2 separate regions of the Homo sapiens genome follow, and region 1 is linked to region 2. A link is a loop called in an ENCODE intact Hi-C map of the cell type or tissue named here. Cell type or tissue: prostate gland. All regions are shown on one strand. Links, peaks and the distances in the headings refer to the core of each region. The heading gives the core; the rest is flanking DNA. Region 1 has its middle 170 kb from the start of LINC02167. Region 2 has its middle 120 kb from the start of LINC02167.

Region 1 (12,532 bases), core at 1,711-9,710, 54 kb before region 2:
TCCAGGTTTGAGAATCCACACTTTCTGTGAGTTGGGTCCAAGTGTGTGATTCACAGTCTCAATGCTAGACTTGATTCATGCACGAGAGCTTCAACTCCACCTGTGAGCAGTGTCCTGGTATTGGAGGCACAGCCTCATAACTGTGCTGAATCTTGGTGAGAGAGTCACCATTCTACCTGTAGACAGGATCCACATGTGAGAGTCACAATTCCATCTTTTGACAATCTCCGGATGTGAGATTCAGAACCTCAAAATTAGGCTGTGTCCATGCGAGTGTGTGACATTTCTTACTGTTGGTTGGTTTTGCCTAAGAAATTAACAATCTCACTGGTGTGCTGGGCCTTGTTATGATACTCTGTAGAACCTAAAGGTTTTATAGGATATGTATGAGTGTCATAACTCTCTGTGACCTTTCTACAACTAGAAGACCTGGGACCACACTGGTTGCTCTAAGTCTAGCTATGAGAGTAAAAATCTTTCTTATTGGCTGGATCCATGTATAAGAATCATCACCATACCTGTGAGCTGAACATAAGCAAATGTCAAAATTTAATCTGTGGGCATGAACTAGGCAGGAAAGTCACATAAGTAAATGCTGGGCCAGTAATATGTCAATATGCCTCCTGTGTGCAGGGCCCTGGCAGGTAAGTCACATCACCTGAGTGCTGGGCTCAGCAATATGCTACAATGCCTGCTGAGGGCAGGGCCACGCAGAGTAGTCTTCTGAGTGTCATTGTTGGTTGAGTGTGCATAGAAGTGTGAGTTGGAGACCCAAGCCCACCAGTAACAGTCTCAACAGTGGTCTGAATCCATTCATGAGAACAACAATCCCACTTGTGATGCTGTACTGGTACAGGAGTTATGGCTTATGGGTGTGCTGAAAGCAGGTCTGAGACATCAAGTGGGTGCTAGGTCCAGCAATATGTCACAATCCACACTTTGTACAGGACCCAGGCAGGAGAGGAGAGTCACATCACCTAGGTGATGGGCTCATAGGTATGTCACAATGCCTCTTCTTGGCATTGCTTAGGCAGGAGAGGCATATCATTTGAGTGCAGTGTCCAGCAATATGTCACAATCCCACTTGGTGCAGGGCCCAGGAAAAAGAGGAGAGTCTCTTCACCTAGGTGATGGGCCTGTGGTATGTCACAACTCCCACTGTGTGCAGGGCATGAGGAGAAAGGAATACTTCCATCACCTAGGTGATGGACCCAGGGATATGTCAAAATCCTTTCTGAGGACTGGGCCTAGGCAAAAGAATCACATTACCTAGGACCTTGTCTCAGTTATATTTCACAGTCCTACTGGTGAGCTGTACTGAGGCAGGATAGTCAAATCAGGTGCTAGACAAAGGTATATGTAACAATCACACCTTCAGAAAGTCCAAGGATGAGATAATCCCACACATGTCCCAGCTCAAGGTATGAGAGTCAACACCTCCTGTGAGTTGGGCCCGAATACACCAGTAACAATCTCAACAGTGGCCCAAATTCATACATGAGAGCCACAATCCCACCAGAAACTGTGTCCATGTGCAGGAGTCATATGCTACAGGTGTGCTGAAACCTGGTCTGAGATTCTCCAAACTACCTGTGCACTGGATCTATGTATGAGAGTTAACATTTCAACTTTCTACTGCTACCTAGTGTGAGATACAGAACCACAACAGTGGTCTCTGGCCATGTTGGAGGGTGACAATTGTTACTGTCAATAACTTCCCTGTGGACAGTGCCCTGACAGCAAAATCAAATCACCTGTGTGCAGGCCTCAGCAGTATGTCACAGTTCTCTCTGTGGACAAGGCCAACGCAAAAGAGGAGGGTCAAATCACCTAGTTGATGGTCTGAGAAATATGTCACAATGCCTCGGTAAGCAGGTCCCAGGCAGGAGAGGCACATCACCTGGGTTCAGAACTCAGTGATATTTTAAATTCACAGGAGGGAAGAACCTAGGCAGGAGAGGAGAGTCACATCACCTAGGGGATTGGCCCAAAGAAATGTCACAATGTCCCCTGTTGGCTATCAATGGGGGAGAGAGAAGAGAATAGTCACATTACTCAGGACATTACCTGTTTCTCTAAGCCTGGCTCGGAGGGTCAAAATCTCTTTTATTGGCTGGGTTCACATGTGAGAGTCATCAGCATTCTTGTAAACTGTGACTAGTTACATGTTGCAATCCCACCTGTGGGCATGCACCAGGCAGTAGAGTCACATTACATGGGTGTCAGGTCTAGAATATATCACAATTTTCTCTGCAAGCAGGGCTTTTAAAGGAGAGTCACAACATCTGGATACTAGGCCCAGTGATATGTCACAATGCCCACTGTAGGCAAGGCCCAGGCAGTAAGGGAGAGTCACATTACCTGGGTGCTGGGCTCAGGGATACATCACAGTACCCAATAGTAGCAAGGCCCAGGCAGCAGAGGAGAGTCATATAACTAAGATGATGGACCAGTGATATATTGCAATCCCCACAGAAGGCAGGGCCAAGGCAGGAAATTAGTGTCACATCACCTAGGTGATGAGCCAATAGATATGTCACAATGCGCCCTGTGGGCAGGGCCCAGGCAGAGATACCACATGATCTAGTTTCTTGGCTCAGATAGATGTCACAATACCAACAATTCGTTGGGCCCAGGCAAGAGAGTAAAATCAATCAGGTGCTAGGCAGAATTATATATAACAAACCTGCAAAAAGATCCAGGAATGAGATTCACAAGCCTGCATATTCCCTGGCTCCAGGTATAAGAGTTAACATCTCCAGTGAGTTGCCCCCAAGTCCTCAGATTACAATCCCAGTGGTGAACAGGATCTGCGCATGAGAGCTCCACTGCTTTTGTGAACAGTGAGGCAGTAGTGTAGTCACAGCCTCACAGGTGTGCTGAATTTCGGTCTGAGATTCACTATCCTACCTTGGGTTCAGATTCACATATGAGAGTCACAATTCAAACTTTTGAATGCCTCCAGATATGAGTTTCAGAACCTCAACAGTGGGCTGAGCACATATGTGAGGGTGACTCTTCTAATTGTCAGCTGCATGTGCTTATGAGAATCACAATCTCATCTGTGTGTTGGGCCCTGTTATGACACTGTCTATGTCACTCAAGGGCTTTATACTGTATGCATACATGTCATAATCTTCTGTGACTTTTCCACAAGTAGGAGACCTAGGACCTTACCCAGTGCCCTAAGCCTATCTATGAGAGTCCAAATCTCTTCTCTTTGCTGAGTCCATGTATGAGAGTAATCATCATGCCTGTGAGCTGGGCTTAGGTATATGAACAATCTCACTTGTGGGCAGGGACCTGGCAAGAGAGTCACAGCACCTGGGCTTTGGGACAAGGATATGTTGATATCCATCTTTTCAGCAGGGCCCTGGCAGAAAGGTCACATAAACTGGGTGCTGGGCTTAATGATGTGTTGCAATGTCCCATGTGGGCAGTGCCCGGACAAAAGAGAATAGTCACATCACCTAAATGGTGGGCACAGAGATATGTTACAATGCCCTCTGTGGGAAGGGCTTTAGTAGGGGAGTCACATCATTTGGGTGCAAGGCCCAGCAATATGTAAAAATATTCACTGGAAGCAGCACCCAGGTAGGAGAGGAGAGTCATGTCCCCTAAGTTATGAGCTCATAGCTATATCACACATATTCCCCCTTTAAGCAGTGTCCAGGCAGTAGAGCATGGTCAAACCAACTAGGTAATGGGCCCAAACCTATGTCATAATCCACTCTGAGGGCAGAGCCAAGAAAAGATAGTGACATCACCAAGGTGTTTGGTCCAAGTATATTTCACAGTCTCATTTGTGGTCTGTACCCACGCAGGAAAATAAAATCATTCAGGTATTTGGCAAAAGTGTATGTAACAATCACACCTTTGAGGAGGTACGGGGTGAGATTCACAATCCTTCACATGCTCCAACACGAGGTATGGGGGTAAACCCCTGCTGTGGATTGGGCCCAACTGTGCAAGTCATAATCTCAATGGTGGACTGGATTCATGCATGGGAACCTCAAGCCCTCCTGTGGACTGTGTCTGGGTAGGTATAGTAGCTACCATTTACAAGATGCATAATAATGGTCAGATGCTGAACCCAGAGCTTTGCATGTATTATATCTCATTTAATCCTCACAACCACCTTTTTCCCAAAGGAGAACACTCAAGGCTCTGAGGGTAGGCTATTTACCTAAAACCACCAGGTTTAGAATTGGCAAGCAGGTCTTTAATTTTATTTATTTATTCAGAGGCAGAGTCTCCCTCTCTTGTCCAGGCTGGAGTGTAGTGGTGTGATCATAACTCACTGCAGCCTAGAAGTAGGCTCAAGTCTTCCTCCCACTTCAGCCTCCCAAATAGCTGAAAATACAGGACTGTGCCACCATGATGGGCTTTTTTTTTTTTTTTTTTTTTTTTTTTTTTTTTTTGCAGGGCAAGGGTCTCCTAATATTGCCCAGGCTGAATTTGAACTCCTGGGTCTAAGGGATCCTCCCATCTCAGCCTCCTAAAGTGCTCAGCCTTGCATGGGGAAGGCCAGAGATTCCTGTGGGCCATCCTCGTGGGTCAGTAGGGGGAGAGTGTGACCCTGAAGTAAGCTTTTCAGGAGAAGAGAGGATGGAATGTCATTCTTTTTTTGATACAGAGTCTTGCTTTGTCACCCAGACTGGAGTGCAGTGGAGCAACCATGGCTCACAGCAGTCTCGACCTCCCGAGCATAAGCGAACTTCCCACCCCAGCCTCCAGAGTAGCTGGGACTGCAGGCACACATCACCACATCTGACTAAGTTTTTACATTTTGTAGAGATGGGGGCTTCACTGTGTTACCCAGGCTGGTCTCAAACTCCTGGGATTAAGCAATCCTCCCGCCTTGGCCTCCCAGCGTTCTAGAATTATACGCGAGCGCCACCCCGCCCCGCTGGGGTGTTATCCTTTAGCGGCCAGCCAGAGGCCTCCCATGGCAGAGTGCTCCCTGGTGGGCTGGATAAAGGAGGGAGAAGTAGGAGCAGTGGAACAACAGGAGCTGGGCTTCAGATCACGTGACAAATACTTTGATGGAAGCAGACACGCGTCGGTTTATGCAACCTAAACACTCTTCTGAACCTGAGGAAGAATAGAGCCTCCCACAACCTGATGGAAAGAAGAGTTAGGGGGTTGCTGAGGAGTGTGGGGGATGAGGAAGAAGAAACTGAAGGGCTGGATGAGATCCACCCCTCCTCCTGGAGGCTGGAGAAGGGGTCCATGAACCCGGGATGTATTTGTACCTGTCAGCATGGAAAAATAACGTGGGGTTGCACACCTTCTTAGGATCCACGTTTCTCCCTGGTCTAGAGGCAGAGATAAGGGGATGGATCAGAAGAAGATGGAGGAAAAGGGTCCCAGGAGAAAGCTGCCTGGCTGGAGCTCCGTGAGGGAGGGGCAGAGGCGTGAAGGGGTTGAAGGAACTGCCCCTCCTGGGGGAAGGCGGGTCTCTGGAACAGTGAGAGCCAGAAGCGCGGAGGCGGCTGCTCTCAGTACGCGGGCTCCGCTGGGCGTCCCGACTGGCCTTCATTCCACCCCCGGATCTCCCAGACTGGGGTCTTCGGGGCCCACGAACCTTACTCCTATCCTCTTTTCCCCTCACAACCCTGTTCCTCATCCTACCCTTTCGACGTCCACCCTGTCGTCCCCCAAATCGCTTTCTTTGACCCCTGCAGACCCGGGCACCATCCCTCGCTTCCACCCGCTGCGGTTCGGGCCCCTCGCGCCTCCCTTTGTCCCTTTCAGTTTTTCGCGTGACCGACTCTCGGGGCCTCTCCTTTCTCAAACCCCTTGGCGCTGTCTAGCTCTCCCCATGGTCCTCTCTTCGGTTCGCACTTTGGTCCTTACTCTTCCCTTCCCTGGAAGAACCTCTCCTGTTTTTCTGGTTCTAGCCGCCTCCCCATTTCCGAGTCTCAGTCTCTGGCTTCCTAAGTCTTGCTCTTCCTCTGGGTCTCCCGCGCAGGGCTTCGCGGCCCCGCCCCTCTGCCCCTCCCATCTCGGCCCTCGCCCCTTCTCTGCCCCTCCCACCTCGGGTCCCCGCGGCTCCGCCCCCCTCTACCCTTCCCATCTGTGGTCCCGACCCTCTGCCCCTCCCACCTCGAGTCGTGCCCCTCTCTGCCCCTCCCACCACGGGGCGTCCGCAGCCCTGCCCTGGTGCCCTCTGAGCCACGCGGAGCCAGTGCTGCTGGCCGGAGAGCAAGGAGACAGGAGGAGCTGGGTTGGAGGCGGGTGGAGGCGGGGGTTCCTCACTTCAGACAGCTCAGCGCGGGGCCCGAGGCCCAGCCCCATGCCCACAGCTCCTCCAGACCCTGGGTGAGCCGGACCCCGGTGAGCGCGGGCCCCTTGCCTGCAGGCCCCAACCACTGGCAACATTGTGCTGCTGGCGCAGCCGAGCTGCCTGGCGCCCCCCACCTCCGCTCCCCACGCCAGCGTGCTGATGCTGCTGATAGTGGTAGTGCCCATCCCGGTGCTGTGGAGGGCAGGGGGCCCAGACAGACACCATGAGATGCAGGCCACCTGCAGCGTGGTGTACGACCCCTGCCTTGTGCAGGGCCCGGCGCCGGCGGGTGGCCAAATGCCTTGAGGGAGCAGAGCAGAGCGATGCGCAGTCACCCTCCACGCTGGTGCAGGGCCCCCAGAGGAAGCAGGGCTTTACCAACAAAATGATCCCCCGCCCCGGACCTCCTAGGGACCCGAGTCCTCCAGGCCCTTTGGGGCTGCTCTGAAAGAAGGGTGAGCCAGGCAAGCCGGGCCCTCGGTGTCTGCGGACGCGGGGACAGCGGCGCCATCAGCACGGCCACCTACATCACGGTGCCGTGCGTCGTCTTCTACCTCAGTTTCAATAAATCCCACACGAATGTTAGGATGTGCTGAAGTCTGACGGGCGCTGCGAGGGCAGCAATATGTGCGCAGACCTCTGCAAGATTAACCAGGTAGGCCAGTTGATGGAATGAGGATGACCCAGGGCTGGGCATCCATGGGTCCCGGGTGCAAAAGGGCACGCGATCAGAGTTCGCGGGGTTGCCAGGTGGACGCAGATGGAGAACCCACCCCACAGCGGCCCTAATGAGGCATCACTTACAGGAATGGTTAGAGCTAGTGGGTATCCCTGACTCATCGGTCCATGCGCACCAGTTCCAAGACAGAAGCTACTGGGCACCGGTGGCGTGAAAATGCAGGGAATAAATCCAGGTAGTCAGAGCACAGGGCTCCTAGCGCGGACTTTCCCCTGGGAAGATGATTCAGGCTCATACCAATGGGCGATAAGCAGATGGCAAGAATGAGGCAAGAGGTAGAAAGAAGCAGCCTTGGCGCCTGCGAGGGCCTCAGTGCGTGGTGATGTGCACAAGTGGAGAAGGCGGGCTGCAGGGAATTTTTAAGACACAAAGGCAAGGGGAGGCTGGAGCTCAGAGCCTTAGCTACAGTAAGTCCTCTGCCCTTGGGAAGAGACATGGGGCTGATGTGACACCCTTTGCAAAATCTGGAACTGGGGAGCTCCTTTCCACTGTAGCAGAACTAACTCACACAAGAAGGAGGCCTGGCGGGGGCAGGGGCACGGGTGTGGGGGGGCATTTTTCCTCCTGAAGCAAGCGAAGAGATGAAAACTTCCCTTCCTCATGGTCCTCATGGTCTCTCAGCTCCAATCCCTCCTGAGCCCTGGAGTGTGGTGGGATCCTCTTCATTTCCATTTGCAATTCCAGACACTGGAGCTGCAAGGCGCCCAGTGTGTGCGGACTCTGTGGACAGCAGGACCTGCCTGAGCTCCTACTCTCTTTGGGATGGCTGGCCCCAGGACCAACCTCCACCCATCCCTGCCCTGGGGCTCAAATGTACCCACCTCTTTTTTTTTTTTTTTTTTTTTTGAGATGGAGTCTCACTCTGTCGCCCAGGCTGGAGTGCAGTGGCGCGATCTCGGCTCACTGCAAGCTCCACCTCCTGTTACCCACCTCTCTTGATACCACCTCTCTTTCCAGTGCTCCCAGCTCAGGGTTGCCTGGGGCCCTCGGGGCATGGTGAGGTTGAGCAATCTCTTGGGAGAAGGGGACCCTGGTCAGAACTAAAGCAGGGCTGGTGGGAGTCATGGAAGAATCTCCTGAGATTGAGCCCCAAGGCCTTGTGGTAGCCTTTCCCAGGGCAGCACTATCCTGAGGCTCTGCTGGCCTTCAGGTTTTCAAGGCTCGGGGGCAGGCAGGGGAGGTCAGCAGAAAGCCTCTCAGGTACTTGTAAGTCAGGGCCCTCTTCTCTTTCCCCTGCCTGGCTGCTCCTACCCTCTGATTTCTGCCCCTCCCCTGCCTCCTTTCTATTGCTATTTCTTGTCCTTCTCTCTCATATGTCTGACTTTTCTGCCTCTCTCTTTCTGGGTTTCTGGCCTCTTCCCCCACCCGGAGTCTAAACCCCTCTTTCCTGTTCCTTGTGTGTGTCTCTCTCATTTGTGTCTTTCAGGCTTCCCAGTGCCCCTCCTCTTTCTTGGTTGCTGGCCAAATTGGAGACCCCGGTACCCAGTAAGGGCTCATTCCACAGACAGCCCCAAGATTTCCCTTATTAATCACCAATAAGGGATGCAGCAATGTCACCCTCATCAATGGAATTTCTTCCTTTCCCAAAGAATTTTGGGCTGGCACAAAGCTGAGGTTTCAGGGGATTGGGGGCTTGCCTGAATAGGGAGGCAGTCACCATGCCACTGGTTGACTCTAGACCCTGCTCCACCTCAGGAGGTCCCAGCAGAGCTGCAGAGATGAGGAGAAGCCCCAGAGGTGACCTCCAGAGAAGAGGAGGCCCCAGTGATGGTGTGTGCTTAGGGTGGGGGAACTTGCTTGACACTGGGAGGTGAAACCATGTCAAAAGCCCCTTCTCTTTTCTTCACCAGGGGAAGGGTATTCACTGGAGATGGGACCACAGGCTAGTAGAAAAGAAAGGAGGTTGCTTTAACTTGGGATTTCAAAGGCCCAGCACTTTAACAGTTCTTCAAACCAGTCCCTAACCCCCACAAAAAAGCCAGGGGAAATAGGCCTATAGCCCCTACCCCATGTCCTTTATGACTTCTCCTTCCAAATTGCCCAAGACTCATTTGACATCGTTGGTCATTCCCATTGTTAGTTTTGAGCCCCCACTAGGAGCCAGGTTTGGGGCTTGGTGAAAGGAGTTCAGGCCACTTTGGCCTCTAGGACTTCATGCCATATACTGGAGGAGCAGTTGTAATGTATAATCACACACCCCAAGGAGTCTTGTGTTAAAGCTGGGCTGGGAAGCCAATTAGTGACTTCTGTCCCCAAATACGTTGTCTGGAAGGGAGTGATTCATCGGGGCCTATCCTTGCTTAAACCAACCAGATGGTGGGGAGAAGGTGGTGATCTTGGTCTCTAAAGTGAGGAGATGCTGCTATGGAGAAAATAAAAAGGTCAAGTGTAGGGAAAAACTGGCTCAGAGGTGAACAAGGACATTCAAATAAGCAGGGAAAAAAATGACAGGACTGGTCAATGGATTAGAAAGAAGTAAGAAGCTTACACTTCCCACATCTTAGAACCAGGGACTGCCCTTGACACTGCACTATTTCTTCCTGGCTTTCTGCCTACAGAGACTTCCAGAATTTAGTGGAAGAAGGCAGAGCTGAATCTGGGCTCTGTGTCTTTCCAAGGCAAGATGGGGGTGTAGGGTCATTCATTGTCATGCTTGGTGCTGAGGCCCCCTCTGTTCTTGTCTGAGGCCCACTGGCCCCGTCCTTAGGAGCATCCTTGAGCCAACACTGATCAAACTTGTGGCACCAAGCCCTGGTAATTAGGATATGAGGAGCCTGAGGAAAGAGCTCTAGATTGGCAGTGGTGCCCTGGGTGCCTGCAGCTGCCTCCAGGATCTACAGTTCAGTTGAGTCAGAGAGGACACAGAATTGATCAGCTAGGCAGGGGGCTGTGTGAGGATGCCAGGGCCTATGGTTTGGGTGCTGTGTGTCTGGGGTAGGAGGCTGTAGGGAGGGGAGTATCCCAATGGGCAATGGCTCAGACAAGAGTCTGACAGAGGTGAGAGGTGCGGGCATATGTAGATTGAGGGCAGTGGTATAAAGACCTAACTAGAGATCAGCCTCTCCCTTGGTGGTTGGAGATCACCCACTCCCCCAGCTATCTTCTCTGGCCCCTAATACATTTCAGATCATGGAGCACTGTGCCTGGCACAGTAGGGACCCAATAAAATATGTGAAAACACAAGTGTCCCTGATGGGCCAGGCTGGCTCCCTGTAGGAGCCACACGTATACACTGGATACCCTAGGACATGTTTCCTGGCTACTCGTTTACACAGTCCCCTGATCAGACAACTGCCTCAGTTTTCCCTCCTGGCAGCACTTGAGGAGGTAATTCTATAGTGACCTCTCATGATAAGGCTCATACCTGCTTTCCTGCTTCCTTGGCAACCTCAGTTCCCCAAACGTCCCCTTGGATTCCAGAAGGAGCTAGATGCCTCAACTGTTTCCAGTTGGGTGGAGAATTGGGACTCTTGGGTTCCATTCCTGGATTCCCACCATCTAAGAATGAAATGGCATACATTCTCCTGCCTCCATGGATAATTAGGATAATTACAACAATCATGGTGATGAATAATTAACAAACATAAGCATAACACTTCTGATGGAGTCACACTGCCAGGAGATTCCTAATGACAGATGACTGCGTTCTAATAAAATTTGGCTATGAAGGAACACACTCTTTTAAAGAGTTGAGGCTAAATTAATCAGTGTAATAGAAATAATTGTTATTAGTAGCAATTTATTAGCAAAGATAATGAAATGCATGTGTATTAATAAATACTACCAGGATTGGGCCCCAGGGAACAATACAGAAGCTGGCCGCTTGCTTCCAGCTCTTCCCTAACAGCTCAAAGTCCCATCAAGATCTATTTTTTTTCTTTACCATCAAAAGTCTTTTACAAAGGTGACAGTGGTAAGGCAAAATCTTCTCATCCATTTTTTGGGACAGAGAATCATAGCTCCTTGACAGATGGCATCTCCTCCCGACCTGAATTTTATTCCCTTATCTTTAGCTAGACAAGTCTTCTCAGCTAAGCACCCAAACAGTACCTTCCCAGATTGGTGAAGAAGAGGTTGAGGGGATAGCAGAGCCTGGAGAATTGAGTTTTAAATGGAGAACCGCATGCATATATGTTGGACCCTCTTCATTGATGGATTATGGCTAATGAGCAGCTTTGATACGGTTGACCTGCAGTTTTGGCTCCAGCCCGGGAGAGTGGATGGGCTTCTCCTCTAATTTGGCTTGGTTCTACCCAGACTTCAGCCCTGGGGTTGGGGATGGAGCTGCCTTCAGGGAAGGAGCAAAATAGAGAGAAATCATGGAGAAACCCGGCCGTGAGAATCCCACTCCGTGCAACCACCCCACACCACAGGCACCATCCTAGAGATGGCTGTTCTCTTCCCATTCTCTACACAGAATATCCTGGAGAGGCCCAGGATCCTCGAGCTCAGGCCTTGTGTTTCCTCAGCTGTTAGAGGAAGGTCTGGAGATCATTCATGCACCACCACACAATATCTTATGATTACACTAACAGCCCCCATAAGTGACAGTAGGCTCTAAGCCCAAGTGCTGGTGCTCTTTTGACCCACTTTTCTGCCTCTCTCTCCTCATTCCTCATCAAGGCAAGGGCCAGCAAGGATGTTCTATGAAACCAAAATTCCCAGGAGGGAGTAAGGCCTAGATTTCCTTCTTCCTACCCAGTTCTTTTGCACCACTGTGGGGAGAGATATGAGAAGCTAAAAGTCCTCTTTGGGTGAGGAGTCACAGCTAGACAGCTACAGCTCCTTGGAGGCTGTCTCCCAGGCCCATTCTAAGCCGTGAGAGGAAAAAGCATTCTCAGGCCTTCCATGTCACTGCTGCAGTGAGAGATTCTGGAATGAACTTCAGACAAGGAGTCCAAAGACCTGGCCTGGTTCTGGGGTGGTTGCTGATGAGCAGCCTGATATTGGTCCAGCTGCCTGACCTATGGGGCCAAGGCATGCCTGTGTGTTCATCCACTGACATACAATGGAGTAGGTGTCATTGAAGCATATGGCATCATTATGAAAGCAGAGGAAGGAACGATGAGGAGAGAAAAGGAGGACCAGAGAATTCCTCTCTGCAAGAAGGACTTCCAGGCTTCCTGGAGAACTTAGGTTCTCAGCAGGCCAGACAACAATACCTAGTGGAGTGAAGGAGGACAATTCTACCTTGACTTCAAACTCAGGCCGGGATTAGACCTGCCCTAAAGATCCAGAGCTCCTCTAGGCCCCCCTCCCAAAACACTTTATGTATGATTGGCAGGGAGTGGAGTGGGATCAAGAGAGAAGCTGCCATATCATGCCATATAAGTCCTCTCAGACAGGTGAGGAAACTGAGGCCTGGAGGAGGACACCAAGAGCCTGGACAGGCAGCTGGCAGCCTGGAGGCTCTGAGGTCTAGGCAAACACCACCCCAACCCTCAGCCAGAGGCAGCTGGACTCCCAGCTTACTCACTTATAAATCATTCAGGTTTGCTGGGCCA
Region 2 (12,532 bases), core at 1,895-9,894:
TTAACGTTTTAGTATTTTAATATACAAATGACTCATAGATTTTATGACTATTATTAAATTAACATAGTATCACTTTAAGATTCTAAATTATTGAAAAAGATTTTGAAACTATGACATGGGTACTCTTCCTAATATCTTTCCCAGTCATCCTGAGTCTCTAGTAGGCATATGACACATAAAATGGCTCTGAAGGTCAGGACCTGCAAGACTCCTACATTTACATACTAGGTGTAGAGCTCAGGATAAAAGCTGGATCCAACCTCTTAAAGAATATCCAGAAGGCAAAGCTTGGAAAGAGAAGAAGAGGCCATATTAGGCTTCATTGTCTTGTAGCTGCTGGTCTAGGCACTGAGAACTTGTTACCAGGTCTCAACATGGCCACCTATCCTCACACCTAAATCCAGAGGTTCAAAACCAAAAATTTAAGTTCACAGCCAAATCAAGCAAGTATCAAATTACATTTAACTGATTATTCTGAAGTCATTTCTACTTTTACCAACAATCTAAAAGCTGGCTTTAGCCGGGCGCAGTGGCTCAAGCCTGTAATCTCTTTAGCCCGTAGGTGCACTACCACATATAGGCATATGGTTTGAATGTATATAAGCACTGGAAAAGAAGCCTGTAACGTCGAGTTGGTCCAGTGAGTTATTCTGACTGTCTCTCTGTAGCCAGTTGAAGAAATAAACTCTCTTCTTTCTCAGTTTTTATGCATCTCATTATTGGACCATAAGAACAAGCAGCCAGACCCCTGTTTAGTCTGGGAAACCTTCCAGGGCCTAATAGTTGTACATATAAATGTAGTCTTAGCTGAAAGGTAAACTACTCAGTTTTTAAAAAATTAAAAATTTCAGCTGGATGCGGTGGCTCACATCTGTAATCCCAGCACTTTGGGAGGCCAAGGCAGGCGGATCACGAGGTCAGGAGATTGAGACCATCCTGGCTAATGTGAAACCCTGTCTCTACTAAAAATACAAAAAAATTAGCCAGGCGTGGTGGCTGGCGCCTGTATTCCCAGCTACTCAGGAGGCTGAGGCAGGAGAATGGCATGAACCCGGGGGGCAGAGCTTGCAATGAGAGGAGATTGTGCCACTGCACTCCAGCCTATGTGACAGAATGAGACTCAATCTTAAAAAAAAAAAGAAAAAAAATTAAAAATTTCATTTTATCTTGAATTGTAATTGCCCACGGGGTTCTTTCTGCACACTTCATAAAGAAAACTGCATTGTACTAAAGAAAGTGCTCAATAGACATGAGGCAGTCACTCTACATGCAAAATAGAGTTTGTACTTAAATCACTTCATCCAGATGGGGACAGTGGCTCGCGCCTATAATCCTAGCACTTTGGGAGGCCAAGACAGGCGGATCACTTGAGGTCAGGAGTTTGAGACCAGCCTGGCCAACATGGCAAAACCCTGTCTCTACTAAAAATACAAAAATTAGCCAGGCGTGGTGGTGGGTGCCTGTAACCCCAGCTACTCTGGAGGCTGAGGCAGGAGAATCACTTGAACCTGAGAGGCAGAGGTTGCAGTGAGCTGAGATTGCACAGTTGTACTTCAGCCTGGGCAACAAGAGTGAAACTCCGTCTCAGAAAACAAACAAAAACAACAAAAAATAATCTTATCCAAAGCTTATCGGTGAGGGTCTTTCTTTCTTTCTTTCTTTTTCTTTCTTTCTTTTCTTTCTTTCTTTTCTTTATCCTTCCTTCCTTCCTTCCTTCCTTCCTTCCTTCCTTCCTTCCTTCCTTCCTTCCTTCTTTCTTTTCTCTTTCTTTCTTTCTTTCTTTCTTTCTTTCTTTCTTTCTTTCTTTTCTTTCTTTCTGGTTTCATTCTTGTCACCCAGGCTAGAGTGCAACAGGGTGATCTCCACTCACTACAACCTCAGTCTCCCGAGTTCAAACAATTCTCCTGCCTCAGCCTCTCGAGTAGCTGAGATTACAGACACCCAACACCACACCCAGCTAAGTTTTGTATTTTTAGTACAGATGGGATTTCCTTGTGTTGAACAGATTGGTCTCAAACTCCTGACCTCAGGTGATCCACCCACCTCGGCCTCCCAGCTGGAATTACAGGCATGAGCCACTGCACCCAGCTGTGAGGGGTCTTTCAAAGGCAGTTTCAATAAGGAGTGAGTTGGTCAGCGAACAGGTGCTTGCTCCTGATTAGTTGGAGTGGAGATAAAATTATAGGAGGTCAAAAACATAAGGGGTCAAAGCTGTCTTTCTGTAGTTTGAATAACTTGTGGGTGGGGCCACAGGAGCTGGGTTGGTTAGTCTAGAAGAAGCCATCAGGTCCAGATGAAGCCATGGGGATAAGACATGCATAAAACTTGTAGAGATATCTCAAAAGGCTAATCTTATGTACTATAGAAGTGACAATGTTTGCAGGAGCAATTGGAGATGTTGCATATTTTATAACCTCCAGAATAATGGCTGACTTCCTTCATGTCTGTGCCTTGGCAGGACTCAGGCTTCCCTCTTCCCATCAAGCCTGATGGCCTCCCAAACAAAAGTTGAGTTTGGAGCCAAGGCCTATTATCATTTAAACAACAGCCTGAAGGTTTTCACTAGTTAGCTGGGCCCAATAGCCCAGGAATACTTAAGGGAAAGTTGAGATAGAGGGTGAGTTAGCTCAGCTTACTGTTGTAATTTTTCTCACTAATACAATTTTTGCATTGTTAATTTTAGAACCTTGGCTTTAGCTTAGATCTTTCTGAACAACTTAGCCAGTAATTTTTCTCTGCCTAAAAGCACAAGAAAAAATAACAAAGGGGGAAGTAAACAAAAATTCCTGCAAATTTTCAGAAGCCAATGTTTACATCCCTTGAAATATTGCCATTTACTGAAACCACCATTGCAAAATTATACCTGAGTCAGTGAAAGAGAGCTGATGTAACTAACTCCATCTTGCTTCTAATGTTTAAGATGTCCCTGTTCACTCTTGTGTGTAGGCTGAACTAATTTTGGGAGGAACTTAGTTTATAGTTCAAAATGAAGGCAATAGCAGCCCTTTCCTAACACAAACTTCCTTCTTTCTTGGAGACAAGACTGCCTTTGTAGGACTAGCAAATTAGCCACAAGATTAGAAATTATGGTTTAGGAGTCATGCAGCTGGAGACTACAAGATTCTGGCATTACACTAACTGCTCCTGGGGATAACATCACTGTTTTGTGTGTGTGTGTGTGTTTGTGTTTTGAGACAGAGTCTCACTCTGTCATCCAGGCTGGAATGCAATGGTGCCATCTTGGCTCACTGCAACCTCCACCTCCCAGGTCCAAGTGATTCTCCTGCCTCAGCTTCCCAAGTAGCTGGGATTACAGGCATCTGCCACCACACCCAGCTAATTTTGTATTTTTAGTAGAGAGGGGTTTTCACCATGTTGGCCAGGCTGGTCTACAACTTCTGACCTCAGGTAATCCACCAACCTCAGCCTCCCAAAGTGCTGGGATTACAGGCATGAGCCACCATGCCTGGCCCCATCACAGCTGTAAAATCTAAGATTAGTGCTTGGAATATTTTTCAGACTCTGAACTGGATAGATCAGCTGGCATCACCCAAATTGATAAACTGGCTTACCTGATCTGTGCCCCCCACCCAGGAACTGACTTAGTTCAAGAAAACAGCTTTGACTTTCTATGATTTTATTTCTGACCCAACAGGTCAACACTCACTGGCATTACACTATGCACCAAATTATCTTTAAAAACTCAACTTCCCAAATGCTTCGGGAGACTGATTTGAGTAATAATAAAACTCTGGACTCTCATACAGGTGGCTCTGCCTGAATTACTCTTTCTGTATTGCGATTCCCCTGTCTTGATAAATTAGCTCTGTCTAGGCAGTGGACAAGGTGAATCCTTTACATGGTTACATTACAATTGATTTCTGTCTTACCCAGTGAGACATAAGAGACCTCTAACTGAATTCCAGTTAGTTAATTATTAGATCCAAACTGATCCTGGACCCAGTCCAGGTTTTGTCCTGACATCCAAATCAAGTTCAGATTTTAAATTTTCTTAAACTAACTCAGAGAGCTCAAAACAAAATTTTATGACACTTTGGAATCCAAGAGAAAACTTACTAAAATTCCCAGATGCTGCAAAAGAGCCATGGAAACAATGGGTTATTGTTTTGTCACCTGGTACTCCTGGTGGTCACTAGAGGCTCTACCTCAGATTCCACTATTGATGCAGTCTGTTAAAATTTAGAAAATTTCCTGGGCACGGTGGCTCATGCCTGTAACCCCAGCATTTTGGGAGGCCGAGGCAGGCAGATCACCTGAGGTCAGGAGTTTGAGACTAGCCTGCCTGGCCAACATTTAGCAGAAATCCCGTCTCTGCTAAAAATACAAAACTTAGCCAGACATTGTGGCAGGTGCCTGTAATCCTAGCTAGTCTAGTGAGGCTGAGGCAGAAGCATCACTTGAACCTGGGAGGCGGAGAGTGCAGTAAGCTGAGATCGCACAATTACACTCCAGCCTGGGTGACAGAGTAAGACTCTATCTCAAAAAAAGAAAAAAAAATGTAGAAAATCTTAGACAAATTAAATTTAACGGAGTTTAATTGAGCAAAGAATGATTCAAAAATAGGGCAGTCTTGAGCCAGAATAGGGTCAGAGAGACTCTCAAGCAACTACATTGTCAAAAATGTTCAAACCAGAGCAACTCCATCTTGAATATGGGCTAGGCAAAATAAGGCTGAGACCTGTTGGGCTGCATTCCCAGGAGGTTAGGCATTCCTAGTCACAGGAAGGAGGTCAACAGGACTGATATCACAAAATACAGGGGATAAAGACTCTGCTGATAAAACAGAATATAGTAAAGAAACTGTCCAAAAATCCATCAAATCTAAGATGACAATAAAAGTGACCTCTGGTCAACTTCGCTGCACATTATATGTTAATTATAATGCAGAAGCATGCTAAAAGACACTCCCCCCAGCACCATGACGGTTTAAAAATGCCATGACAATGTGCAGAAGTTCCGATGTTTAGTCTAAAAGGCAGAGAAAACCTCAGTTCCAGAAATTGCCTTCACCATTTCTGGAAAACTCATGAATAATCATGAATAATCACTTTTTTTTGATGGAGTCTTGCTCTGTCACCAGACTGGAGTGCAGTGGCACGATCTCAGCTCACTGCAACCTCCACCTCCTGGGTTTAAGCGATTCTCCTGCCTCAGCCTCCCACGTAGCTGGGACTACAGGCACACGCCACCACACCCGGCTAATTTTTGTGTTTTTAGTAGAGATGGGGTTTCACCATATTGGCCAGGATGGTCTCCATCTCTTGACCTTGTGATCTGCCCACCTCAGAGTCCCAAAGTGGTGGGATTATAGGCATGAGCCACAGCGCATGGCCATTTTGTTTTTTTGCTTTTTGAGAGGGAGTTTTGCTCTGTCACCAGGCTGGAGTTCAGTGTCAAGATCTCAGCTCACTGCAACCTCTGCCTTTTAGGTTCAAGTGATTCTCCTGCCTGAGCCTCCCAAGTAGCTGGGACTACAGGCACATGCCACCACACCCAGCTAATATTTGTAATTTTAGTAGAGACAGGGTTTCACTATGTTGGCCAGGATGTTCTCGACCTCTTGACTTCATGATCCTCCCCTCTTGGCCTCCCAAAATGCTGGGATTACAGGCATGAGCTACCGCATCCCACCAATCCCTTTGTTTTAGTATGAAATTAAGAAATAAGTATATGCACTCAAGCAGTCCACAGAGTAGCCTTTCTTTAATTCCTTTACTTTCTTAATACACTTGCTTTTACTTTATGGAATCACCCTGAATTATTTATTTATTTATTTATTTATTTTGAGGCAGAGTCTCCCTCTGTCCCCTAGGCTGGGGTGCAGTGGCACAATCTGGGCTCACTGCAACCTCCACCTCCTGGGTTCAAGCAATTATCCTGCCTCTGCTTCCCGAGTAACTGGGATTACAGCCACCTACCACCATGCCTGGCTAATTTTGTATTTTTAGTAGAGACAGGGTTTCACCATGTTGGTCAGGCTAGTCTCAAACTCCTGACTTCAGGTGATCCATGTGCCTTGGCATCCCAAAGTGCTGAAATTACAGGTGTGAGCCACCATGATTGGCCTGTCACCCTGAATTATTTCTTATGTGAGATGCAAAAACTCTCTTTTGAGGTCCAGATTGGGACCCCTTTCTGGTAAAAATATAATGAAAGAATATTTATGCACAGAAAAAGAAAAGTGAATTACAGAGAAAGAAGAGAGGTACACAAACAGCTGGATTGATTACACCTTGACATTTGCCTTATTTAAACATGGATTGAACAGTTGGGCACCATTGATTGGCCAAATCTCAGTTACTTGCACAAAAATAGGTTACAGTCTGTTTACACCTCCAGTTAGGTTTCAGTTTACCACGTATGAAGAAACCTTTAGGCTGAATTTAAACTATATAAGGAGGCAGAGTTAGGCTAAACAAAACATATTTCATATGTGTGCAAACTCTTTTCATCCCTTTTTGACATTTGTAGGCTATCTATTATTTTCAACACTGACTAAAACTACTGTGCCTAAAACAACTGTGGGGGAAAGGAAGAGAGATCAGACTCTTACTGTGTCTATGTAGAAAAAGGAAGACATAAGAAACTCCATTTTGATCTGTACTAAGAAAAATTATTCTGCTTTGAGATGCTGTTAATCTGTAACCTTAACCTCAACCCTGTGCTCACAGAAACATGAGCTGTATTGAATCAAGATTTAATGGATTTAGGGCTGTGCAGGATGTGCCTTGTTAACAATTTGTTTGCAGGCAGTATGCCTGGTAAAAGTCTTCACCATTCTCCATTCTTGATTAACCAGGGATACAATGCACTGCGGAGAGCCACAGGGACCTTTGTCCAAGAAAGCCTGTGTATTGTCCAGGTTTGCCCCCACTGAGAGAGCTGAGATATTGCCTCATGGGAAGGGAAAGACCTTACAGTCCCCCAGCCCAGCACCCATAAAGGCTCTGTGCTGAGGAGGATTAGTGAAAGAGGAACGCCTCTTTGCAGTTGAGATAAGAGGAAAACATCTGTCTCCTGCTTGTCCCTGGGAATGGAATGTCTCAGTGTAAAACCCGACCACACATTCTATTTACTGAGATAGGAGAAAACCTCCCTATGGCTGGAGCTGAGACATGCTGGTGGCAATACTGCTCTGGTACTCTTTACTACACTGAGATATTTGTGTAAAGTTAAACATAAATGTGGCCTACATGCACATCCAGGCACAGTACGTTTCCTTGAAATTATTTATGACACAGATTCCTTTGCTCACATGTTTTCCTGCTGACCCTCTCCCCACCATTACCCTATAGTCCTGTCACATCCCTCTGGCCAAGATAGTAGAGATAGTGATCAATCAATACTGAGGGAACTCAGAGACCAGCACCGGTGCAGGTCCTCACTTGCTGATCGCCGGTCCCCTGGGCCCACTTTTCTTCCTCTATACTTTGTCTCTGTGTCTCATTTCTTTTCTCAGTCTTTCATCTCCACCTTGAGAGAAATACCCACAGTTGTGGAGGGGCAGGCCCCCTTCAAACAACCTCTTACTTTGAAATCAAGTGACTTATATTTAGATCTGCAAAGAAAACATTTCCTTCTGCTGAGTACATCTAGAAGTGTGTTTTGATTTTTAACATGGCAAAGCTTCTTTTCAAGATTCCAAAGTCAGAAGCTGCCATGGAGAAAATCTCAGCAGCACACATGAAAATCAGACAGCAAGTGCATCTTTTGCCCTCAACCAATTTGTTTCACACCAGTCTGCATGTAAAAATCACCTTGTGTGGGTGCTTGCTGTGAAGTTTTAATTACCTCCTTCTATTCTTTATGTGACTCATATATTTTACACCTACACATTATATATGTCACAATACTGTGTGATAATCCTTCTTTAGAATAGTCATATCATAAAAAAATTAAGAGAAAATTCTCTTAATAGGGCCTGGCACAGTGGCTCACACCTGTAATCCTAGAAATTTAGGAGGCCGAGGCAGGCAGATCATCTAAGATCAGGAGATCGAGACCAGCCTGGCAAACATGGTGAAACCCCCATCTCTACTAAATAAATACAAAAATTAGCTGGGCGTGGTGGTGGGCACCTGTAATCCCAGCTACTTGGGAGGCTGAGGCAGGAGAATCACTTGAGCCCAGGAGACAGATGTTGCAGTGAGCCAAGACTGCACCACTGAACTTCAGTCTGGGTGATAAAGTGAGACACCATCTCAAAAAAAAAAAAAAAAAAAAGAAAAGAAAAGAAAAGAAAAGAAAAGAAAAAAGAGAAAATGCTGTTTATAAATATTTGGAGGCAGGTACTCTTGGGCCATGTAAATACACAGTTTCTCCTTTAAATTTCACCTGCTATTTTTGCATTCCTTAGTACGTCTTGTCTACAATAATTATTAATGCGATGTTCTAATGATAATTTTCTATTTTGCATTATCCATCTACATTGATTAGTACTTGGAATTCCATAAAGATCTCCTTTCTATGTTTTTTCCTTTGTTTCTTATTTATTTTTTCTTTTCTTTCTATCTTTCTTCTTCCTTTTCTTTTTTTTTTTTTTTTTTTTTTTGACAGAGTTTCTCCCTGTCACTCAGGCTGGAGTGCAGTGGTACAATCTGTGCTCATTGCAACCTCCTTCTCCTGGTTTCATGTGATTCTCCCACCTCAGCCTCCTTAGTAGATGGGATTACAGGCATGCGCCACCATGCCTGGCTAATTTTGTGTTTCTATTGGAGACCGGGTTTCACCATGTTGGCCAGGATGGTCTGGAACTCCTGACCTCAGGTTGTCCACCTGCCTTGACCTCCCAAAGTGTTGGGATTACAGACGTGAGCCACCTCACATGGCCTGCATCATTTTTAAAGAGTAAAAATTTGAAAAAAAAAAGGCTGCTACTGATAACATCACTAACAGCAGCACAGGTTTTTGTTTTTGCTTTTTTTTTAAAAGGTGTCTTGCTTTCCCACCAAGGCTGGAGTGCACTGGTGCAGTCTTCTCTCCCCACAGCCTTGACTTTCTGGGCTCAAATGATCCTCCCACCTCAGCCTCCTGACTAGCTTGGACTGCACAGGCACATGCCACCAATGCCACCATGCTTAGCTAATTTTTTTTGTTTGTTTAGTTTAGAGGTGGGTCTCACTATTTTAAGAATTAAAGAAAGGAGAGAAACACGAAGGGTGACTCAATAGTTAATAAGTTTATTTTAAACCTCGGAGTGATGGTTGGCTGAATTGGGTCAGAGGCACACTGTCTTACAGACTAAGCATTTTTAAGGATTCAGGGTGGGAGAATTTATCAGAGGCTTGGACTTCTTCTGTGTCTCTTTGTTGTGCTTATCTGGGCAGGAGAATTGTGTGTCTGTTCCCACACATCTTTCTGCAGCTGCAGGCATATCCCTTGAGTCTGCCTTTAGCTTCTCTCTCTTAGTGCACCAGAAGGGAAAGAATGTGCCTATTAAGGCCCACTGTTTTACTGGGGCCCCATTGTATGAGGTGAAGTTTGGCAGTTACCCAAGAGACTTCCTCCCTGCCTTCCACTGTGGCTGAGCTGTCTTATCTATGTTTTACTATTAGCTCTTTTCTGGCTGCCTGTAGTTAGAAGAGAAGTGATTTTCTTGAAATGCATGAAGCTGGAAAGGCAGCTGAAACTTAAAGTGACAGTGTTTGTCTGAGATGACGGTGCTCCTGCTTTGTCAGCTATGTTATTCAGGCTGGTCTTGAACTCCTGAGCTCAAGCAATCTTCCTGCCTTTGCCTCTCACAGTGCTGGGATTACAGGTGTGAGCCACTGTGCCTGGCTTCTTAAATAGATGTGATAGTTACTTTTTTTCTTTTTGAGATGAAATCTCACTCTGTCACCCAGACTGGAGAGCAGTGGTGCAATCTCAGCTCACTGCAACCTCTGCCTCCCAGGTTCAAGTGATTCTTCTGCCTCAGCTGAGTAGCCGGGACTACAGTCAACTGCCTCCATGCCTGATGAATTTTTGTATTTTTAGTAGAGACGAGGTTTCACCCTATTGGCCAGGCTGGTCTCAAACTTCTGACCTTGTGATCTGCCCACCTCAGCCTTCCAAAGTGTTGGGATTACAGGTGTGAGCCACCACACCTGGCCAATATTTACTTTTATGTGTCCATATTAAAGGTTACACAGATAGCCAAGAAAGCATTATTTCTGATGTGTCTGTGAGGGTGCTTTGGAAAGACATTAGTGTTTGAATCAGTGAACTGAGTAAAGATGTGGACAGTCAAATGTGGACAGGCACCAGCTAACCCACTGAGGATGCATATAAAGGCAGAAGAAGGATGAATTTACTCTCTCATGAATGTGGCACATCCACTTTTTCAGCCATTGGACAGTGGAGTCCCATGTTTGCAGGGCGTTAGCCTTGGACTGAAAGTTGTACCATAGGCTCCCCTGTTTCTCAGGCCTTTGAAGTCAGACTGAATTTCACTACTGGGTTTTCTGGTTTTCCAGCTTGCAGATGAAACATCATGAGACTTTATAATCATATAAGACAATTACTATAGTAAATCCCCTTTTACATGTCTGTATATATCTAATTGATTCTATTTCTCTGGAAAATCCTAACACAATACAGTTTCTTTCTAGAGTGTTTTTAGGTTACCAGAAAAATCGAGCAGAAGGTATAGCGATTTTATGTATACCCCCTTCCCACACATATGCATAGCTTCTCCCATGATCAATATTTCCTACCAGAGTGGTATATTTATTAAAATTGATGAACCTACATTGACACATCATTATCACTCAGAGTCCATATTTCACAGTAGTGTTCTTTGTTGGTGTTGTACATTCTACGGATTGGGACAAATGTATAATGACCATGTATCTACCATAACAGTATCACACAGAGTAGTTTACTGCCCTAAACATTTTCTGCATTTTTCCTATTTATATTTTTCTCTCCCCAGTGCCTGGGAAGCACTAATATATTTATCTTCCCTATAGTCTTGTCTAAACAAACTGTGGTACTGAATGTCATAGAGTTGGAAACATACAGTTTGTAGGCTTTCCGGATTGACATACTTCCTTTGGTAATATGCATTTAGATTTCTTTCATGTTTCTTATGGCTTTCTAGCTTATTTCTTTTTAGCACTAAATACCATTTTATTGTCTAGGTGTACCACAGTTTGTTTATCCACTCACCTACTAACATACATCTTGGTTGCTTTCACATTTTGGCAATTATGAATAAAGCTGCTATAAACATCCATGTGCAGGTTTTTGTGTAAACCTGTTTTTAACTCCTTTGAGTAAATACCAAGGAGCACAATTGCTGAATCATATGGTAAGAGAATACTTAATTTTGGGAGACTACAAAACTAAACTGTTTTCCAAAGTGGGTGTAACATTTTGCAATCCCATTAACAGTGACTAAGATTTTCTGTTCCTCCATACTCTTGCCAACATTTGTTGTTTGTGTTGTAGAGTTTGGTAATTCTAGTATGTATGATGTGATATATAATTTTTTTCCAAGATGGAGTCTTGCTCTGCCTCCCAGGCTGGAGTGCAGTGGCACAGTGTGATCTCAGCTCACTGCAACCTCCACCTCCTGGGTTCAAGCTACTCTCCTGCCTCAGCCTCCCAAGTAGCTGGGATTACAGGCACTTGCCACCATGTCCAGCTAATTTTTGTATTTTTAGTAGAGGTAGGGTTTCACTATGTTGGCAATGCTGGTCTTGAGCTCCTGACCTGAAGTGATCTGCCCACCTCTTCCTCCCAAAGTGCAGGGATTAGAGGTATGAGCCACTGTGGCTGGCCAGTGAGATTTAATTGTTGTAATTTGCATTTCTCTAATGACATATGATGTGAAGCATCCTTTTCATATAGCTATGTGTCATCTTGGTAAGTTATCTGCCTTTAACCCATTTTTTTGGGTTGTTTATTTTCTTATTGATGATTTCTAGGTCTTTTTTGTATATTTTGAATAGTAGTCCTTTAATATGTCTTTTGCAAATATTTTCTCCCTGTCTGTGGCTCATCTTCTTATTCTTTTGACAGCATTTTAAACAAAGTGTAAATTTTTAACTTCAGTGAAGTACAGCTTATTCACTGTGTAAAAAAATGGATTATGCCTCCAGTGTTGCCTCCAAAATGTCTTCTCCAAACCCAAAGTTATCTAGATTTTCTCTTATATTATCATCTAGAAGTTTCATAATTTTGTATCTTACTTCTAGGTTTGTGATCAATTTGGATTAACTTTTATATAGAATGTAATGTTTTTATCTAAATTCATTATTTTTGCACATACCTGTTTAATGGCTACAGCACTATTTGTTGAAAAGACTACTTTTTCTTTATTGCATCACTTTAGCATAAATCTTTTAAATTTCAAAATAACCCAATGAACAGAGAAACTGAATTAAAGACAAAAACAAACAAAATTATATTAAAACATCTTCAGCCAAATGAAGTGACAAGATATCCTTGTACTAAAATTATTTTGCTGGGCCAAACTGTCAAGTGCAACAATACTTGTTTGGTATAAAAACAAATGTCTGGAACGGGA

What was found. Peaks named below come from ENCODE experiments on the same cell type or tissue, not always from the same donor. Only the 100,000 strongest peaks of a DNase experiment are listed, where the experiment ranks them.
Region 1: a loop joins it to region 2, with 2.6 times the contacts of the local background. A loop is called at or near these places in 3 of 110 quality-filtered maps.

What each region holds. Positions count from the first base shown.
Region 1 is chr16:35,568,601-35,581,132 of GRCh38, forward strand. It overlaps the pseudogene C1QL1P1. Among named protein-coding and RNA genes, the nearest start is that of LINC02167, 170 kb to the right of the region's middle. In prostate gland, for the core only: no CTCF peak of the experiment used is centred there; no DNase peak of the experiment used is centred there.
Region 2 is chr16:35,622,268-35,634,799 of GRCh38, forward strand. No RefSeq gene overlaps it. Among named protein-coding and RNA genes, the nearest start is that of LINC02167, 120 kb to the right of the region's middle. In prostate gland, for the core only: no CTCF peak of the experiment used is centred there; DNase peaks (open chromatin) are centred at 6,782 and 7,143; H3K27ac peaks cover 3,343 bases.